Linked DNA regions of Homo sapiens: region 1 is linked to region 2. A link is an interaction called in ENCODE POLR2A ChIA-PET data of the cell type or tissue named here. Cell type or tissue: PC-3. All regions are shown on one strand. Region 1 overlaps NOS1 (nitric oxide synthase 1). Region 2 overlaps NOS1 (nitric oxide synthase 1).

Evidence for each region. Peaks named below come from ENCODE experiments on the same cell type or tissue, not always from the same donor. Only the 100,000 strongest peaks of a DNase experiment are listed, where the experiment ranks them.
Region 1: POLR2A ChIA-PET joins it to region 2 with 15 read pairs; 2 of 35 experiments call an interaction of 5 or more read pairs at or near these places.

Annotation. Positions count from the first base shown.
Region 1 is chr12:117,258,005-117,266,004 of GRCh38, forward strand. It overlaps NOS1 (nitric oxide synthase 1), which reads right to left. Exons shown (of 29, transcript NM_000620.5): 12 at 7,312-7,506; 13 at 5,885-5,970; 14 at 2,461-2,605; 15 at 1,022-1,126; 16 at 393-451. Among named protein-coding and RNA genes, the nearest start is that of FBXO21, 72 kb to the left of the region's middle. In PC-3, no CTCF peak of the experiment used is centred here; a DNase peak (open chromatin) is centred at 3,447; H3K27ac peaks cover 1,054 bases.
Region 2 is chr12:117,330,357-117,338,356 of GRCh38, forward strand. NOS1 (nitric oxide synthase 1) reads right to left here. Exons shown (of 29, transcript NM_000620.5): 2 at 1-1,133. The coding sequence starts at 713. Among named protein-coding and RNA genes, the nearest start is that of NOS1, 27 kb to the right of the region's middle. In PC-3, a CTCF peak has its summit at 1,451 (motif pointing right); a DNase peak (open chromatin) is centred at 1,575; H3K27me3 peaks cover 3,702 bases.

The sequences.
Region 1 (8,000 bases), 72 kb before region 2:
ATGTTGGCCAGGCTGGTCTCGAACTCCTGACCTTGTGATCCATCTGCCTCGGCCTCCCAAAGTGCCGGGATTACAGGCGTGAGCCACCACGCCCAGCACACAGTGCTTTTACATCTAGTTTGTGATTTGATTCTTACTAATTAGAAAGTCAAGGTAGGTGCTATAATCTCTATTTGATAGAAAAGGAAACTGAGGCACAAGGCTGTGAAGTGACCCAGATACCAAAATATTTGCCCCAGTAGACTGCAGACACCTCACAACTAAGACCCATTACAAATGGACTTCAGATTACAGCCACCATCCAGAACTCAAATGTGAACCCCAGGTGCCAAAAGTCAATGTCCAGTTACCCTCGGGGGTGGCGGGTGACGTCGGAGGGGTCATTCACTTACTTCCTTTCTTCCTGCACAGAGTTGGGGTGCCTCATTTCCATCAAAGCACAGCCGAATTTCTGGAAGCCAAAACATATGGGTGAAATTAGCACATCTTAGTAAATGGGAAATCAGGTCGGATACTGAGGGTCTGGGGTCCTGGCTGTCAAAGAGGAGACTGATGCCCGGAGGCCAGGATGTCAGGAGCGGTCAGGGGCTCAGGCTGGACAGTAATGCCTGGGCTACAGACGCAGTGGATACACCTGCTGTTTAAATGACTACAGGTGTGGACTCCCTACCCCCAGCACACAACTTCCCGTTGGAGCCTTCCTTCTATAAAAATATTGTCCCCATGTTCCTCATCTACATCAGGGAACATCAAGCTAATGATAGGAGCAGCCACTGCAAACAAATAGCTCACTTAGGTGACAATATTTTCACCAGGGACTTGCTAACTAATGGACGCCAGTAGACTGAGTACTTGGAATTGTCCAACCTTTGTATAACTTGGATCCAAATGGAAATTACTGGCTTTCAGGCTCTGGGAGGGTTTGCTACTGAATAGCAGGTGTAGGAAGAGTCTCAACCTTGGCCCCTACTTCTTCCTGATGATGGAACCACACTCTTGAACAGGTAAAAGCTCATCTCACCTCCCCATTCTCAGGGGGATCTCCATTGCCAAAGGTGCTGGTGACCACAAGGACCAGAGTTTCATGTTCCAGGTGCACAATGTCATATTCTTCCATGGACATCACCTAGGTGGGCAGGGCACAGGTATAGGATGGGGAGAGGAAGAAGGGGATGAGGAGAGAAAAGAGGTGGGAGAGACAAAAAGTGATGGGGGAAGGGCAAGAGGAGAGAAAGGAAAAATGTGAGTCATTTTGGGTCATCTCCTTTGGAAGGAGAACCAAAAGATCTGAGGTGTTAGTACTTCAGTGGGCTCAAGTGGGTAGAACTAAACGCTTTTTGGTAGCGTGGGACCTTGCTATGGTCACTGTGGCCTGAAGGGTTGTGGAGAATCTGAAGCAATGGTTCAAGGGATTGGCAGATACTAGAAACACAGCTTGATGGAATCCCATGGGATTCTTATAGTCAATTGGTCTTGGATTCTTCCTGACCCCAGTTAGGCCGGGAATGATCTGGCTAGAGCTGACTAAGTCTTCTCAACCTCCTCTCTAATCCTCCCCCGAGCAGTGTGGAGCACCTGGCCAAACAAGTCTGAGATATCTGCCTTCTGGAAAGATGATTGCCCTGTGTCTCATCATCGTCTGAGCAACATTTCTCAAAATAGGTTCTAGAAAATCCCAGTCTCCTGAGATGCTCCATGAAAACAAGCGATCCACGATCAAACATGTTTGGGAAACGTCTATATTCTATCCTCGCCTCTTTTGGAGATTAGAACACATGCTTATAGATTACAGGCTCTGGGAAGTCCTGCCACAGCAATGAAAACCATCGAGCTGGCCGGGTGCGGTGGCTCACGCCTGTAATCCCAGCACTTTGGGAGGCCGAGGCGGGCGAATCAAGAGGTCAGGAGATCGAGACCATCCTGGCTAACACAGTGAAGCCCCGTCTCTACTAAAAACACAAAAAATTAGCCGAACGTGGTGGTGGGCGCCTGCAGTCCCAGCTACTCGGGAGGCTGAGGCAGAAGAATGGCGTGAACCCGGGAGGTGGAGCTTGCAGTGAGCCGAGATCGCGCCACTGCACTCCAGCCTGGGTGACAGAGTGAAACTCCTTCTCAAAAAAAAAAAAAAACAAAAAACAAAAAAACAAAAAAACAAAACCAAAAAACCATCGAGCTGTACTTCAGGCAAAGCTTCCCAAACTGACCTCAGAATGGTTTCTTATAAACCCTCTAACATTTTGCTCTAAAGAGGGGAATTTCATTTTGTGACTCCTGGACTCATGGGGACAGGGATATCACAGTCCCCTGAAATTTATGCAAATGTGTATGTGAGCTGATAGGCCCTGTCAGGTGTGCTTTCATCCTTTGCCAAAGGCTTCTTCTCTGTTGACTTCCCTCTCTCCCCTTCCTGCCTTAATTCACCATGAGAAGCTGGTGGAGCTAGGGCTACCCCCCACCTACCTTGGCATCAAAGGCGTGTTTGAAGATCTCACACAAGGTCTTGGCATAAGCTTGCGATTTGCCTGTCTCTGTGGCATAGAGGATGGTCGCTTTCACCCTCTTGGCCATAGCCTGCCCCATCAGCTTGGCCGAGAACTTGACAGCTCTGGAGGGAAGAGGATGGAGATGAAAAATGGGCAACAGAAAAGGGGAGAGAAGATGCTGGATTGGGACTTTCGTGCAAGAACCAGGATCCATGAAATATAACAGAAGAGAACTCTCTTGATCTTTGATGGCTTCAGGGGTTTCCTCAGAGGCACTTGAAGTCTTTGTGTTTAAGCACCGTATTATTAAAGTATTATTAAATCCTTTATTTTATTTTATTTTTTAACTTCTCTAGAGATAATGCTGGATATTAAATCCTTTATTAAATCCCACCAGAGGCCGGGTGTGGTAGCTCATGCTTATAATCCCAGCACTTTGGGAGGCCGAGGCAGGTGGATTGCCTGAGCTCAGGAATTTGCCACCAGCCTGGGCAACAAGGTGAAACTCCGTCTCTACTAAAATACAAAAAAATTAGCCGGGAGTGGCAGCGTGCGCCTGTAGTCCCAGCTACTTGGGAGGCTAAGGCAAGAGAATTGCTTGAACCCAGGAGGTGGAGGTTGCAGTGAGCCGAGATCGCACCACTGGGCACCACTGCACTCCAGCCTGGGCGACAGAGTGAGACTCTGCCTCAAAAAAAAAAAAAAAAAAAAAAAAAAATCCCACCAGAGCAATTAGTCATGAATTAAAAGGAGTAGTTAGTTTTGTTAGCTTGTTACTTGATTGATCCCAGGCTTAAGAACCTTGGTTTGCCAAGCATTGCCTCAAAAGATGATCGTTCATCCATTTCCTCTCTCTTTCATTCATCAAATATTTATTAAGTGCTTAACTATGTGTCAGTATTGTTATAGGAAATGGAGACCACAGAGAACATAGCTATGGAATGCAGCTGTCATAGGGCTCATATTCTAATGTGTGTGTGTATGCACATGTGTGAATGAGAGAAAGAGAGAGAGAAATGAATCACGAATTAGTCACCAGGCATTGAGTTTGATGGGATTTAGAGGTTTATTGGTCCACAAGGGAAGGACCAGGTCTGATTTATTCAGCAATGCATGTCAAGGGTCTTGCACAGAGCCTGATACCCAACAGGCACTAAATAAATATCTATCAAAAGAAGTTATGGGATGGGCATAGTGGCTCATGCCTGTGATCCTGGCACTTTGGGAGGCTGAGGCGGGAGGATCACTTGAGGCCAAGGGTTTGAAACCAGCTTGGTCAACAGAGTGAGACTTTGTCTCTACAAAAAAGAAATAAAAGAAGTTATGAATTTTAAAAGATGCTGCCACTGAGACCCTGGGAAGTCTGAACATCAAATCCAGCCTCTTTCTAACTAAACAGAGAAGCCCAAACCAGTGTCTCTTCCTTCTGCTCTACTGGGCAGGGCGAGTTCCAGGGGCACTAGCAGACAGGCCAGAGGCTCAGAAATACCCAGGCTCGACTCCTTAACAAGCCTCCCTGTTGTAACTAGAAATCTCAGTGCAGACAAATCGCTAACTTCCCCCCACCTGGGATTATCGGCGTTAAGTTCATTATTTTTTAGAATCAGGGAAACCGCCCACGATGCAGGAAGACTTAGCTAAGGGGAAGAAACAGAAAGGAATAAAAGGTACCTGGAGGGTTCCCTTTGAATAATTTGAGCATAAAGATGCATCTATAATTAATTCCCATTGTTACTACCCAAAACTTAATAGTGTAATTAATGTTTTAGATTTCTCCCTCCCCTTTCCCCCCAGAGACAGTGGAGCTGAACTGAAGCCAACAATTGCCCTCCCTGAGAATATCTGAGATATTCTTGTTAGGGAAATGGTGGCTGCTGATGTGTTCTTGCTTGGCTGGGGGATGGGATTAGGGTGGAAGGAGAGAGAGGGAGGGAGGGAGGGAGAGAGAGAGAGAGAGAGACAGAGAGAGGAGAGGGAGGGAGGGAGAGAAAGGGGGAGGGGGAGAGAGAGAGAGAGAGAAGAGAGAGGAGAGAGAGAGAGAGAGAGATTGATTGATTCTATGGGCTCTATTAATGGAGCCAGGACCTAGGTTTGGGTCCCTGCAAGACCCACCAGTGTCTTGTCTCTGGGGCCCATGGCTTAGATGACACCTGTTGTACAACTAGTTATCATACATAGAGAATTCTGGACCTGAGGGAGCTGAGGAAACAGAGTAGTGTCTTCTGACAAAAAGTTAGCTCCAAACAGTGGTCTTTGGTAAGTGGATCAGTGGGGTTCTCTTTTTTTTGGGGCAGAAGGCTGGCATCCCCGTTAAATCAACTTAGTTAACCCCATCCTACTTGTCAGCTGGTCCTCTGGCTGGTCAGGCATTCTTCAGGAAAATCACTCCTCAGTAGTCTCAGGCCATAACCCCCTTCCTTCCCCTCTTTGCTTAAACTTTCTTAATCTCATTCTTTAGCTCAATTGTCACCTCCTCCAGGAAGCCCTCCCTGACCTCCCAAACTCCGTGAACCATTATTATTTCCAGGAACCATTCCTCGATGGTACCTTCCACAGCTGCCATGTTTACTGTATTTGTTGATTCTTTGACAAAGGAATGGCTGTGAGCTTCATGACAGCAGGGACAGCATTTGTCTAGCTTGCCATGATCCCCCTGAAGCCTCACACAGTGCCTGGCACAGAATCTGAGTAGCTAGAACTACAGGCGTGTGCTGCGACACCCAACTAATGAATGAATGAATGAGTAAATGAATGAATGAGTAAAATTAAGGGTCAGCCCTGAACGAGGGTGCTCTCCAGGCAGTAGTGTGCTGGAGCTGACTAACTCCAGCTCCTCCCTAGTCTGGGTTCAGTGACTTCCTAGGCCAGGTGTAGTGGCTCACACCTGTAATCCTAGCACTTTGGGAGGCTGAGGCAGGAGGATCGCTTGAGGCCAGGTGTTCGAGACTAGCCTGTGCAACAAAGTGAGACGCCTCCAGCCTGGGGAACAGACCCTATCTCAAAAAAGAAAGAAAGAAAGAAAAGAAATTGGTCATAGTGGGAATGTTTACATCATGGAAACTGGCAAACATGAAAATCAAGGTATTACTATTATTATTATTATTATTATTATTATTATTATTATTATTATTATTAGGAGGGCTGGTTCACCAACACACCATTGCCCCCAGGACAAGAATTTAGGAAACCAGTGTGAGGAAAGTGAGGCTGAGAAGGAGAAGAGTTGGAACGACATTCACAGCTCAGACTCAGAGGCAAAGAAGGCCCAGGTGGCTGAAGAAGATGAAGAAATCATATTCTGTAGAGAGGTCAGAGGGCACAGGAGTCTGCCCAGCCTCCTTCTCTGGGTTCTCTGAGTTTGTGGGGACATCCACCCCACCCGCCCACTGCACGAAACTTACTCTGCTAGCTTCTTGAAGCCAATGGCTCGCCGCTTTGTGGGGGTCCCGTTGGTGCCTTTCCAGACATGCGTGTTCCAGGGATCAGGCTGGGAAGAGAAGGAGAGGGCTATGGTCACTCACTGCAGTGAGGGCATCTGGTTCCTGTTGGGGATGCTCAGGACCACCTGGGACTTGTGACTGCCTGACCCTCGGCCTCTGAAGGGAAGAATTCTGCCCAGTGGTGACCACCATGGGGGAAGGGATGCGGGGTTGGGGGGAGGGGGGGGGTCCTTGCCCAGTGGGTGGTCTGGCCTTGGCAGTGTCCTGCTAGCTCTTTCCCCTTGGCCCCCAGTCCCTCTCAAACTCTGTTCTTGTGACCCCTGACTACTCACTCTCATTTCATCCCTCTTTCTCTCTCTTAAGAGACAGGGGTCTCACTCTGCTGCCCAGGCAGGAGTGCAGTGGTGTGATCATAGCTCACTGCAGCCTTGACCTCCCTAGCTCAAGGGATCCTCCTAACTCAGCCTCCCAAATAGCTGGGACTACAGGTATATGCCACCACACTCAGCTAATTTTCTTATTTATTTTCTTTCTTTATTTTCTTTCTTTCTTTCCTTTCTTTCTCTTTCTTTCTCTCTCTCTCTCCCTTCCTTCCTTTCCTTCCTTCCTTCCTCCCTCCCTTCCCTTCTTCCTTCCTTTCTTCCCTTCCTTCCTTCTTTTCCTTCCTTCCCTCCCTCCCTCCCCTTCTCTCCCTCTCTCTCTCCCTTTCCCCCCTCTCCCTCTTTCCCTCTACACTCTCTCCCTCTCCCCCTCTTCATCCTCCCCATCTCCCCCTCTCCCTCTCCCTTTCCCTCTCTCTCTTTCTCTCTTTCTTTTTGTCCCACTCTTGTTGCCCAGGCTGGAGTTCAGTGGCTTGATATCGGCTCACTGCAACCTCCACCTCCTGGGTTCAAGCGATTCTCTTATCTTGGCCTCTTGAGCAGCTGGCATACGCCAGGCTAATTTTTTGTATTTTTAGTAGAGATGGGGTTTCGCCATGTTGGCCAGGCTGGTCTCGAACTCCTGACTCAGGTGATCCACCTGCCTTGGCCTCCCAAAGTGCTGGGATCACAGGTGTGACCCACCATGCCCAGCCTGCTAATTAAAAAAAAAAAAAAATTTAGAGATGGGGTCTCACTATATTCCCCAGGGTGGTCTCAAACTCCTGGCCTCAAGCCACCTTCCCACCTCAACCTCCCAAATCACTGGGATTATAGGCATGAGCCATCATGTCGGCCTCATATAGTCTCTCTTGTTCTTTCAGCTAGACCTGTGCAATATGGTAGCCACCAGCCACATGTGGCTATTGAGTGTCCAGAGCACTAGCCTGGGTTGAAATGAGCCTAAATGTGACACACACACCAGATACAGGACACTTAATATGAAAAGAGGCAGGGACAGGGAAGGACCTGGTATTCGAAGGAGGGGGTGAGCCGGTAGTTGAGCATCTCCTGGTGGAACACAGGGGTGATGCTTCCGGACATGGGGGGCACGATCCACACCCAGTCGGCAGGGCAGCCCCCCCGGCAGCGGTACTCATTCTCCATGTGCTTAATGAAGGACTCGGTGGCGGAGTGATGGTCAACAATGGTCACTTTGTCACTCTGTGGGAGGAGAGGGGACAGGGGTCAGGAGGTATGAGAAGCTGGGGTATTTTGGGACTCCCTGCCCCAAAGAGCAGCATTTCCCAAAGGGTGGTCCCTGAGATGGTTTAGAGCAGCGTGAAGTGAGATGGTGATTCTCTCTGCATTTCTTGTCCAGTCCTTCCACTTAGACCCAGGAGAAAGTCTTCGTTGGGTGCTATTGTGTCTTTAACACCTTTCGTGTCGATCTTGCCAATCTTCCTCTCTCCCATCCCACCCCCATCTTTTTTTTCTTTCTTTCTTTCTTTTTCTTTTTTTTGAGACGGAGTCTTGCTCTATCACCCAGGCTGGAGTGCAGTGGCGCGATCTTGGCTCACTGCAAGCTCTGCCTCCCGGGTTCACACCATTCTCCTGCCTCAGCCTCCCGAGTAGCTGGGACTACAGGCGCCCGCCACCACGCCTGGCTAATTTTTTTTTTTTTTGTATTTTTTAGTAGAGACGGGGTTTCACCGTGT
Region 2 (8,000 bases):
ATTCCCATATCTTTCATCTCTGCCTTGGCAGGTGCCCCTCCCTTGACCCCTCTGCTCCCACTGGTGAGAAGGCTCAGCACAGGCTCTATCTCCTTGAGCAGTTCATTGTTCTCCCCTCTGCCTTGGAGGCTGACTCTGGTTGCTTTCTTCGCGGGGTCCTGGCCTGGGGGCCTGGGGGCCAGGCCGTTGGCATGGGGGAGTGAGCCAGCCTCCTGCCCATCATCGTAGGCATGCTGAGGCCCATTCCCGGGACCCGAGGCCCCATCCACTGCCAGGGGCTGTTCTTTGCCGGCCGGTGGCTGGTGGGACAGATCCACGGCTTTGGTGGGGGGACCCAGGGGCTGTGTCACCCGGATGGTCTTGGGGGTCCCATCACCTGTAAAGGTGGTCTCCAGGTGCGTGGTGAAACCTTCAGGGCCCCTCAGAATGAGGACCACGTGGGTCTCAGAGGCAATGCCTCTGAGTACCTCCAGGGCGCTGTCATAGCTCAGGTCCACCAAGGGCCGGCCGTTGACCGCAAGAATGATGTCTCCGGCCTGGATGAGGCCACTCTGCTCTGCGGCGCCCCCACGAATCAGGTCAGAGATGATCACGGGCGGCTTACTGACCCGCTCCTTCACCAGAAATCCCAGGCCCCCAACTTTGCGCTTGAAGAGACGAACAGAAATGACATTGGGCTGGATTTGCTGAACACCGAACATGTGATCCTCCATGGTAACTAGCTTCCGAGGGGTCCTGTCTGAAGACCTCACAATGCTATCAGGCCAAGATGATTTCACCAGGAGGATCCAGGCTTCAGGCTACACGGAGAGCAGGAGCCGGGGTGACAGGTGCTGACAAGGCTTCAGCCCTCTCTGTCTTTGACGTCAGCTCAGCGTCACCCACTCATGGCTGGTGGCCCGTCGGTGGCATGATTTCCTGCATCCGCCTCTCTCCTTATTCTCTAAGGAAGTGATGGTTGACCAGGCAGACGTCAAGAGAGGCGGTGGGACGTGTCCCTAAGGTCAGGCAGAAAGGGGAGGAGATGCGTCTGATGGCTGTGTCTAGAAGTGACGCATGATAGATGTGAACTATTCTCTGGGTATCTTCATTGCCAGCCTGTTAGATGCGGATCAGATCTGAGGCATCATGAGCTGAAGAGGAAGAACAGGAGGGGATGAAAAGAATTTAAAAAAAGAGATTGAAGTAGAGTGCCCAACACCACCTTGAAAACTGAGATAGAAAATGCAGCCAATTGACAAAGTCTAGACACAAGACACTCCAGAATTTCAAGCCAACCTAGAAACAAAATCCTTCTTCCTGGAGGGGGCACCTTTCAAGGTTAGCTGCAAATTACCTAGTTTCACTTCCATGATCAAAGCCCTCTGGGACAAAAGGGTCTCCCTGGGCAAACATGGACAGTCAGCCCCAGAAATCAAGTGACGAGAATCAAAAGACCTCTCTTATCTCTTTCCCACCACGAGAGGTCATCAGTCCAACTTGTCAAGCATTCTAGTTGCTCTCTGTGTCTTGTATACATTTTCCATCCATAGCTCGGGGGCTCAGCTGGCACAGATTTTTGGGCTCTCTGTTCCAGCCACTCCCAAAGCCCAGTGGAACGGGAATGACACTGCCTTCCATGTACACAATGATGACGAATGTCAGTTGGCCTTCATAACCATTTTTGTAATTATTAGCTTGTTCCATGTTCAAAAGGATAGGCTTAGTCACACTACAAACATAAATACTAAGAAGATGGGTCCACACAAAATTGTGGAAGACACTTGTGCTCCACAGACAGCTGAAACTCTGATGGAGAAGGGGAAACATAGGAACATTGTAGGCACTCAATGAACATTCGTTGACTGAAGAAGGAAAAATCCCAAAGACTAAACACGGCAGACACTTTTTGAGCACGTTCGCTCTTAACACATATTTGTTATTTCTCCTTTGATCCTCACGATAACCCCTCAAGAGAAGAGGAAAGGGAAGCTTGGGAAGGTTCAGTAACTTGTCCAAGGTCACATAGAGAATAATGGCAGGGGGAGGATTTGACCTGGAGCCTGAGCTTTTAAACTTATACTCTAGCTCTTTCAAATTTATATTATAGTACAGGTATGGTGGCTCACACCTGTAATCTCAGCAGTTTGGGAGGCTGAGGTGGGAGGATCGCATTAGCCCAGGAGTTTGAGACCAGCCTGGGCAACATAGCAAGACCCTTTCTCTATTTATTTAAAAAAAAAATCAGGCCGGTCACAGTGCCTCACACCTATAATCCCAGCACTTTGGGAGGCCAAGGCGGGCGGATCACCTGAGGTCAGGAGTTTGGGACCAGCCTGGCCAACATGGTGAAACTTCGTCTCTACTAAAAATACAAAAATTAGCCGGGTGTGGTGGCGGGTGCCTGTAATCCCAGCTACTCAGGAGGCTGAGGCACAAGAATCGCTTGAACCAAGGAGGCGGAGGTTGCAGTGAGCTGAGATTACGCCATTGCGCTCCAGCCTGGGCAACAGAGTGAAACTCTGTCTCCCCTGCCCCCCGCCAAAATCAAATTTATATTCTAGTTATTTTCTTAACTCCTAACTTTCTCCCTGAAATGCTGGAATCTTGCAAGTCACTGACTCTCTCAGGCTCAAAGAAATGGGGTCTGGTTGGGGTACCAAAGGCCAATGGGGGCCCAGCTGGAGATGCTGTGGCCCAGGTGAGGGGCAAGCACCTGTAGCATGTGCCCACGGGGCCGTGTACATGCACAGTGTGGCACATCTGGGATGGGGCAGGTGATCTGTGGGTGTGGGTAGGGTGGGAAGTAGCCGCCCGTCCCTACTTGTAATTATTAGTTTGTTGCAAGTTCAAAAAGATAGGTTTGGTCACACTACAAACATCAATACCAGCAAGATGGGTAGGAGACATCAGAGAACCCTTCCATCTCTTTCCCTGCTCCCCACTCAAGTGCTACTTCCATCTCTGTCCCAAAGCCCCTTCCTGCCAGCAACCTCACCATGCTTCAGCACCAGGAGGGAGCCCCCATCTGCCATGACTAACAAACTGACACTCACTTCCTCATTTCCCTTTTAGCGACTTCCCAGGGTCACCCCAGGGCTGAGGCAGCTGACAAGCTCCTGCTGCCTCTGAGAGCAGAAGGTGGGTGCAGAGACCCCTCCCAGAGGGAGGTGCCACCTCCTGGATCCCCTCAATGGGGGGGTGTGTGGGGGGGATAATTAGCAAGTTCAGCCTCCCCTTTGCAGCCTGCATTACGTAACTCTGTCAGCCCCTCTGTGTGGGTGAGGAAATAATGAATCCCCGGGCTCAGCCTGGGCTGCGTTCTCCATCTGGCGTTGCTCTGTGTGTGTGTTTCTGTGTATTCATGCGTCGCCCGCGTGCTGTGTCATTTCTCTGCTGTGTGTGGCCCGGGTGTCAACCGGCTGAGTGTCTTTCGGCATCTTGCTGCTGGGTTCTGGTTTGCAGGGAAACCCATCCAGGACCGCTGTGCCCTTCTCTCTCCTTGCTTCCTTAACCCTCCCCAAGCCCCATGTCCTGCAGGTACCAAACCCAGGATGCTCACTGTTCAGTTGGTGGCAGAGACAGCCGGGACCTCCAGAGCTCTCTTGAGCATCCCGTTTGGCATTAAGGCTTAATTCTTTAATGAAAGAAGCAACTGAAAGGCGACCTCTTGGGGAGGCAAGGCCCCCAAGCTGACTTCCTCCAGACTCTGGCTTGGGCCAGACCTTACTAAAGGACAGAGGCGGGAATTAGCCTTTGGTGTACTTTGCTTAAGGAAAAAAGAAAACAGAAATGAAGCAATTGGCAACAGCCCCTGGCCACTCTCAGCACGTTCTTCTCTCTTTCTCTGCTGCATCCTAGAATCAGGGAGGGCTCTGGGCTGGTGCTTGGGAAATTGGTGTGCTGTTTCTCTCTCACACCTTGGCTGTAGAAAGGAAACTTGATCTTTGGAAGGAGTTGGAAGGAAGCTGGGCTGGGGAGAGGCAGATATATTTTCTGTCTGCTGAGAGACAGAGACAGAGAGGGAGGGAGACAGCAAGCTCTGGGTCTGAGCTCTGTCAATTAGCTTCTTTTTTTTTTAGACAGAGTCTCACTCTGTCGCCCAGGCTGGAATGCAGTGGTGCGATCTCAGCTCACTGCAACCTCCACCTCCTGGAATCAAACAATTCTCTAGCCTCAGCCTCCCGAGTAGCTGGGATTACGGCTCCCGCCACCACACCTGGCTAATTTTGTATTTTTAGTAGAGATAGGGTTTTGCCATGTTGGACAGGCTGGTCTCGAACTCCTGACCTCAAGTGATCCGCCTGCCTCAGCCTCCCAAAGTGCTGGGATTACAGGCGTGAGCCATTGCACCTGGCCGTCAATCATTATCTTAATAACAATTCCACAACACTTTCTCTGCCTCCTTTTCCTCCTGCAAAACATCCTCATCTATCCTATTTTTCATCCTTGTCCTGACCAACATCAGGTTCGGCTGTCCCCCAACTTTACAGATGAATAAATTAAGCTGCTATAAGGACACCCGCTTGTCCCGGTTTTTGAATGTCCAGTTTCCATGAGGCTCCGTAGGGAGAGCTGGCCGCCTCCTGCCCCAGGGAAGAGTTTTAAGGTCCTTCCTGGCTCTATCCGGGTGTTTCTGGGTGAGTTGTTTATTTTCTCTAAACCTCAGTTCCAAAATGCGGTCATTTGTAATCACCTCGTCTCTGAGTAACGGGGAGGGTTAAATGAAACAGTAAATGCAGAGAACTTGGCAATGTCATACAGTAGTGAGAACTCAGAAAAGTGGCTTCCTATTATTGTTATGTAATAGATAACGATTCGGACTTCCTGGCTTTTAATTCAGTGCACTTTCTACTCTGTCACTGTCCAGCCAAAGGTACTTCAGGCGCCATGTAGAAGGGGGCCCTTCCCTTGAAATCACACCGAGGCATCTCACGCCGGTCTGGGTGGGGGGCACCGTCTAGGGAGAGACGGCTGCTGGATAGAATTGCCTGAGAGCCCTGCCTCCGCCCTCAGGAGCTGGGATTTTAAACAAATCACATATGCATGCTTGCCAGGGTACATACCATGGAAACAATACTTGGACCCAAGCCTCATTCAAGTAGTTCAGTGGCTTCGGGTGTATTTATTGCATTTACCTTGCTGTGAGGAAATTAGTAGCTGACTATCGGGGATGGCTGCCAATGAGAGGGAGGAAGCCCAAATAGGCCAGCGTCTGCTACTCCCTCCTCTCTGTGCGACCTTGGCCAAGTCCCTCTCCACCCTGAACCTCATTTCTGCAACAGAAGGAAAGGTAACAGCAGCAGCCTCCTGTGGTTGAGAGCTTACTGTGCACTAAGCATTGGTGCCTGAGCCCTCTGCATAGGGGTTTTATTTAATTGTTACAGACTATATGAGAGAGAGAGAGAGAGAGAGAGAGAGAGAGAGAGAGAGAGACAGGGTCTTGATATCTTGCCCAGGCTGGTCTCAAACTCTGTGCCTCAAGTGATCCTCTTGCCTTAGTCTCCCGAGTAGCTAGGACTACAGGTGCATGCCACTACACCAAGCTAGTTGTTTTTATATTTGTAGAGACAGAGTCTCACTATGTTCTCGAACTCCTGGGCTCAAGTGACCCTCCTGCCTCAGCCTCCTGAGTTGCTGTGTCTACAGGCATGAGCCTCCATGCTGGGCCTTGTAAGCGCCATTTTTATCTGCACCTTACGGATGGATAAGGCAGATGAGGTTCAGGGACATAAATCAAGGAGGTAGACCTGGGTCTAAGTGAGTGGTCAATCACAGTCCTGAAAATAATCTCACAACACTATGCCTCCCTCCTTTTCCTCCACAAAGCACATCCTCGCCTGTGGATCTGGGTCATATTTGATTGCCCCATTTTATAGATGAGAAAACAAAGCTCCCACAGGGAAGCCTGCTTGTCCTGGTTTACCCGTGCTTTCCATTTTTAGCATTGAAAGATGAAGAATGTTAGGATGAAGAGGAGCCACCAAGCCTATCTAGTCTAGCTTCCTCATGCAGAAACGAGAAAACAGAGGCCTGGAGAAGCAAAGGGCTCATTCAACATGGACCAGCCATAGCTGGAGCATCCAGACCTGTGCTGTCCAATATGGCAGCCGCTTGACACACATGGCCATTGAGCACATGGACTGTGGCAGGTTCAGTTGCAATGTGCTGCAAGAGTAAAGTGCACATTGACTTTCAAAGACTAGTATGAGAGGTGATGGGTGCACCAAAATCTCAGAAGTCACCACTAAAGAACTTAGTCATGTAATCAAACACCACCTGTTCCCCAAAAAACCTATTGAAATAAAAAAATTTAAAAAACAAAAAACAAAGACTAGTATGAGAAAAAGAACATAAACATCTCCACGATGTTTACTGATTATATTTGAAATTATGCTGTTATGGATATATTGTGTTAAATAAAATTATTATGAAAGTTAATTTTCCCCATTGCTTTTCACTCTTCTTTCTTTTTTTGTGAGACAGGGTCTCACTCTGTCACCCAGGCTGGAGGGCAGTGGCACAATCTTGGCTCACTGCAGCCTCCACCTCCCAGGCTCAAGTGATCCTCCTACTTCAGCCCCCTGAGTAGCTGGGACTCCAGACACACGCCACCATGCCCAGCTAATTTTTGTATTTTTGTAGAGAAGAGGTTTTGCCATGCTGTCCAGGCTGGTCTTGAACTCATGGGCTTGAGCAATCCTCCTGCCTCAGCCTCCCAAAGTATAGGGATTACAGGCATGAGCCACTGTACCCAGCTGCTTTTTACTCTTTTTTTTTTTTTTTTTTTTTTTTTTTGAGACGGAGTCTTGCTCTGTCGCCCAGGCTGGAGTGCAGTGGCGCGATCTCGGCTCACCGCAAGCTCTGCCTCCCAGGTTCACGCCATTCTCCTGCCTCAGCCTCCCGAGTAGCTGGGACTACAGACATGTGCTACCATGCCCGGCTAATTTTTTTGTATTTTTAGTAGAGATGGGGTTTCACCATGTTAGCCAGGATGGTCTCGAGCTCCTGACCTTGTGATCCGCCTGCCTTGGCCTCCCAAAGTGCTGGGATTACAGGCTTGAGCCACCGTGCCCGGCCGCGCTTTTTACTCTTTTTAATGTGACTTATAAAGCCCAACATTACACACATGGCTTGCATTATATTGCCATTGGGCAGCATGGGTCTAGAGTGTGACCGTTGTTCTTTCTGTAGCCTACCATCCCTGGATCTCCTCAAGAACCTACTGGTAACAGCCAGGCAGAAGACACTTCTTAAAGTTTTCCCTTTTAAAGAAACCAGAAAAATGACAAAGAGGGTTTGCAAATATCACGTCACCTTTTGAAACTGACCTCTGGGAATAGGCATGGTGGGGGTAGCATGGAAAGAGAGAAAATCCACCCAGAACCATATGAATAGAGAGGTCATAGTAGAATGTCCCCTGGGCTAATAGTCCAGTATCCAAAATCTTGCTTCCAAGTGTCAGTTAAAATCTAACCCAGGGCTGTCATCCCAGCACATTGGGAGGCTGAGGCAGGCAGATTGCTTGAGGCCAGGAGCTTGAAATCAGCCTGTGCAACATAGTGATATCCCATTTCTACAAAAAACACAAAAATTTGGACAGGCGCGGTGGCTCACACCTGTAATCCCAACACTTTGGGAGGCCGAGGCAGGTGGATCACTTGAGGTCAGGAGTTCAAGACCAGCCTGGCCAACATGGTGAAACCCCATATCTACTAAAAATACAAAAAAGTTAGCTGGGTGTGGTGGCAGGCACCTGTGATCCCAGCTGATCAGGAGGCTGAGGCAGGAGAATGACTTGAACCTGGGAGGCGGAGGTTGCAGTGAGGCGAGATTGCGCCACTGCACTCCAGCCTGGGCGACAGAGTGAGACTCTGTCTCAAACAAAACAAAAAAAAACAAAACAAAACAAAATAAAAATTAGGCATGGTGACACATGCCTGTAGTCCCAGCTATTCTGGAGACTGAGGTGGGAGGATCAATTGAGCCTGGGAGGTTGAGGCTACCGTGAGCCAAGATAG